2 separate regions of the Homo sapiens genome follow, and region 2 is linked to region 1. Evidence: chromatin loops called from intact Hi-C (ENCODE). Cell type or tissue: mammary epithelial cell. All regions are shown on one strand.

Region 1 (2,500 bases):
GGGACTTGTTAAAAATGCAGATTCCTGGTCTGCATTCCAGACCCACTGAATCATGTAATAGGGACTAGAATCAATATTTTAAATAACACCTGAACTGATCCTTCTCAACAACAAAATCTGACAACCCATTTGAATCGGGTTTATTTCACAGCTTTTAAGTTCTAAAAAATGTACTAAAATAAGGTACTAAGCACATATGAAACATATACTTAACATGTATTTTACTTTCAATAATAATAGCATTAAGCCTGGGCAACATAGGGAGACCTCACCTCTACAAAAAAAAAAAAAAAAATTCAACCGGGCATGGTGTTGCATGCCTGTAGTCCCAGCTACTCATGAGGCTGAGGTGGGAGGTTGCTTGAACCTGGGAAGTTGAGGCTGCAGTGAGCCATGATCATTGTGCTACTGCACTCCAGCCTGGGTGAAAGAGCATGACTTTATCTCAAAAAAAAAAAAAAAAAAGAAAAAGAAAAAAGTGTTACCTGTTCCAGAATCTGATTGTTGTTTTTTTCAGGCTTTATTTACTTCCCTGTTCATGACCCTTGCTGGCATGGATGGCATTGTGGCCAAGCAGGATTGGGAGATGCTGGAGGGAGTACAGTTGGTATAAAAGGGGTACATGGAATAAAACATGTATTTCTTCTTAAGTCTACTGATTTAATGTAAATACAGATGTATGAGAATTTTCAGAGTCTCAAAGTCACCATGGTTTTTTGATATTATTTATAGGTACTAACATTTTAAAAAATGCAGTTTTTTTGAGATCAAATTTTCACTTTTCCTATTTGGGTGGCTATTTAAAGATGCATCCAGGCACAATTCAGACATACAAGATACTTCAGTTCAGTGGTTTCTTGAATTACACCTAAAATCCAAAGGAACGTGTTTCTGAAAGTGGCTGCCAATTTTTTTTTTTAAGAGGACAATCAGCACCATCTAGTGGACACAAATATCTCCTCTTCTAGAATTCGGACCCCTGAGGAGATGGAGGGCAGGCTTTGGAACCTAGGTTGGAATCCCGGTGCCAGTTAGTTCCCCAACGACCTTGGGACAATTACTTACCCTTTAGGTGCTCTGCTTCTCAACTCTAAATCCAGGTAATACTAGTGCCGACTCATAGAATGTTATGAATGAAGTGAAATGATGCTTGGAAGGCAAGTCTGAAACACTTTGTAAATGCAGTTTTTCAATAACACTAAGCATAGATTCACAGGACATGGGAACTATCCAGTGGTAAACACTATTATCTGCTCTCCAGTAGGAATGGCTATTATACACAAAATCCAGTGTGTAGAATCTACGATATGAGGCTTAATGAGATCCCTCTCCTACCATATTGTTACATTCGGTTGAAGTTTATGGTGAGGAAAGGGCAACCGGGGCAACAAGGCTGAAATGGTAGTTGGTGCCCAGATGGCAAACAATGCTCTTGCTCGCTTTCATTCATTCAAATCTGACTCCACTCGGAAGGAGGATGTCAAGAGTAGGGAGAGACTGCAAACAAAAACAAAAGCTAACTCCGAAACTAACACTGCCACTGCCATATGTCACCAACCTGGAATGAGACCAGGGAAATTTTAGCTTCAAATATCTTGACTCTAGAAGAAATTTTTATGAATGACTTTGAAGGGCACAACACTTTCCAGGATGTGTTTGCGATTTTTGAAAATGGAACTGCAGAAAACACAGTATAGACATTTGGTGCTCTCGGACTTATATCCCCGTGCTGTTTTGAGGGTGTCACCTGCAATAGCTGACACAGAAGTATCTGGGGAAATTAAAAACAAATACACAACAAATGCAATTTATTAAAGCTGGCCCTTAAGGCACACACAGCCTCTCGGCAGTTTACAAAATGGAAGCAGCAGGAGGTAAATAAACACGTGAGAGTGACACAGAGACAAAACAATTCAAAATGAGATAAATAGTTTTATGCAAATATAGTCAATAGGGACTTAGTCTGGAAAGGTTACAAACAGTGAAGAGACACAAAGTTTACGTGGAACCCGAATTTTATTTTCACTTGCTTTATATGCATCTTATGTTGCATTTTAAAAACAACAGTTAAAAAAATGAAAACAGCAGTAATCATAGGTCCGCTTTTTCTTAGTTCAGCCCCTTCCCCCCCCGAGAAATTGGGAAGGTATTGTTTTCTTAGTGGACACTATTAGTCACCAAATTAAAAACTGGAAAGAATGGCCTTCGTTTATGGTGTATGAGAACCGTGCAGGCACTTGGCAATGATCTCGTCTTGCCGCTAGGTAAACAGCGGTCGGTGGACGGGGAGCATTGGCATCATCTAGGAGCCTGTTAGTCTCAGGTCTCACCTGATACTGAATCAACATTTTTTTTTTTGAATCAGCATTTTTAACAAGATTCCTCGGTGATTTGTCTGCACATTAAAGTTGAGAAGGCCTAGATTCATTTGATCTCAGGTACACCCCTGGTTGTGTAGTTTATGAAGTCTCCCCAGGTGATTCTAATGCTCTGTGCAGTT
Region 2 (2,500 bases), 190 kb before region 1:
CCACAGGCATCAATGTATACTCTACACTGTGCTGATTTGTACTTGCTATTATGCAAAACACAGAACCCTTGATTTAATAAAAATTAGCCAGATTAAGTTTCCTCAAAAAATTTAATAGTGAAGAGTAATCATAAACTGTATCCACTTGGATAAAATAAAACAAAATCATGAAAGTAAACATCCAGGGTGGATTCTGAGAAGCATAAAATTTAGGATCATAATTATTGGTTTGGTACCTTTGGGGGCTGCAGTTGGCACTGTATCAAGACTCCAAATTAGTTCTTAAATGTTTCACAGGGTTGCAAGCCCTTATCCAAAGGAATGTCCTATGAGAAATTCTATTCAATGTATAAGATGAGGTATTGAATTTTCCTTTTTCCATGGCTTGGATTTTGGAGATCTTTTGAAAATAGCGGGAAAAAAAATCCTTTAGATTAGGGGTCCCAAACCTCCAGGCCATGGACAGGTACAGGTCCACTGCCTGTTAGGGCCGCACAGCCGGAGGTGAGCAAGCATTAAGGCCTGAGCTCCACCTCCTGTCAGATCAGCAGCCGCATTAGATTCTCATAGGAGCGCAAACACTATTGTGAACTGTGCACACGAGGGATCCAGGTTGTGCGCTTTTTCAGCAGTCATTATGAGACTCTAATGCCTGATGATGTAAGGTGGAACAGTTTCATCCCGAAACTATTTCCCTAACACCCGTCTGTGGAAAAATTGTCTTCTATGAAACCAGTCCCTGGTGCCTAAAAACGCTGGGGACCGCTCCTTTAGATTGCATTTGGTTACTCTCTAAAAGTGGTGGTTTTGTTTTGTTTTTGTTTTTGTTTTTAAACATGGTCAACACGTCTGGATTTCTAAATGAATCCCCTTTTCCCTGGCTTGGACTTGGTGGGGATTAATGTTGGGGGGCATTCGCTGGCCCGGGAGGCGGATGTTGCAGCCAAGGACGCGCCACTGACCTCCAGCCTGGGTGACAGAGCAAGACCCTATCTCAAAAAAGGAAAGAAAGAAAAGAAGGAAAGAAGGAAGGAAGGAAATGAAAGGAAAAAGGAAAAAAAAATAAAGAAAGGAAACTAGGGGGCGCATCAGAGGCAGCTGGTCCGCGCCGTGCGCTTACAGGAAGGACTGGGAGAAGACGCCACCGTGCTCGTCCTCGTCGTCGTCCTCGTCATCGCTGGAGCCCGGGCCGGTGGCGGGGAAACGGGCACTGGCCGAGCGCTCGCCCGAAGTGCTCCACTCCACCGAGCTGCTGAGGATGGGTGGCGGCGCGGCGGCCTCTACGCTGTCCAGGCCGTCTGTGTCGCTCGCCGGCTGCCCGCGTGCAGCTCGGTCATCCTTGGCCAGGGGCCCGGAGTCCGGGGGCGGCGTCCCCGGTCCCGCCGGCCGCTCGTGCCGCTCGATCCAGGCGTTGTAGTAGCGCACAATGTTCTCATGGTGCAGCCGTGACAGCAGTGTCACTTCGCCCTTGATCCTGCGGAACTGCCGGCTGGCCGGGTTGATGGGGATGCGCTTCACTGCGTAGCAGCAGCCGTCCAACTTGTTCTGCACCTGCGGCACAGCCAGGGGAAGGTCAGCCGCTCGGAGCCTTGCACAAACAGGCATTTGCACCGCACCCCATCCCCTCCCAAGGAAAGCGTGAAGTTCTAAATGAGTCCCACAGCTACAGTCAAGAACCACATGCCTGAAATTCTTAAACTGAAGAAAGCTTTGACTGCCACAAAATTCAGAAAACAGCCCACCCGACTCTAGATATATTTAGCTTGCTGGGAGACCCTGGGGAAAACATAATCTCCATTTTAATAATTAATTTTACTGACAGTTACCTCCCTGCTTTTCCAATGTATCTGCTATCTAAATTTCTAAGTGTCTTGATTTTAAGATTAAAAATTATTTTCTAAAGTCAGTGTAAAGTTTCAGATGATTTTAGTTTCTCTCTGATTTTTTTTTACACTTAAAGTCACTAAAAACAAATTAAACACCAAAAATATTAACAGACCTGAACACAAAGGTTAATTCCTTGATTTCTAAAGCCGTGTGAACTTGGGAAAATTACTTAATTTCCTTGAGACTCAATTTTCTTATCTTTAAAATGGCATTTATACCATTTCCACTACCCCAAATGGTGACTGTAAAGCACTTGTATCAAGGCCTCACAGAGAAAGGTGCTTAGCTTAGTCAATAACAGCAATTGCTATTAACACAATCACTGCCCATTGATTTTGTTATATACCTAAGATGATGTATACTGAAACCAGAACAATACAATTAACAACACAGTAAAATAATAAGAAAGCAAGAAAACGTTGCAAAGGCAAGTCCTCCCATCCTACATAGAGGCATCCTTATGCCAGGCAGTTTCACTATGTAATTGGGGTGACTGAAGTAACTTTTACAGAGTCTTATTCACTGAAACCTTGTAGTCACATCCGTGCAGGTCAACTGAGGTGATGATATACTCTAGAAAAGCAAATGCCATGTGGCCATGGGTGGCAGGAGA

What was found. Peaks named below come from ENCODE experiments on the same cell type or tissue, not always from the same donor. Only the 100,000 strongest peaks of a DNase experiment are listed, where the experiment ranks them.
Region 2: it touches region 1 in a loop (17-fold over the local background); 48 of 110 quality-filtered maps call a loop at or near these places.

The regions. Positions count from the first base shown.
Region 1 is chr15:39,785,115-39,787,614 of GRCh38, reverse strand. It overlaps LOC105370941 (a long non-coding RNA gene), which reads right to left. Exons shown (of 1, transcript NR_135665.1): 1 at 1,998-2,500. Among named protein-coding and RNA genes, the nearest start is that of FSIP1, 3.5 kb to the right of the region's middle. In mammary epithelial cell, a CTCF peak has its summit at 956 (motif pointing left); no DNase peak of the experiment used is centred here.
Region 2 is chr15:39,975,465-39,977,964 of GRCh38, reverse strand. EIF2AK4 (eukaryotic translation initiation factor 2 alpha kinase 4) reads right to left here. Exons shown (of 39, transcript NM_001013703.4): 12 at 1,121-1,551. Among named protein-coding and RNA genes, the nearest start is that of EIF2AK4, 43 kb to the right of the region's middle. In mammary epithelial cell, a CTCF peak has its summit at 1,083; no DNase peak of the experiment used is centred here; H3K4me3 peaks cover 564 bases; H3K27ac peaks cover 473 bases.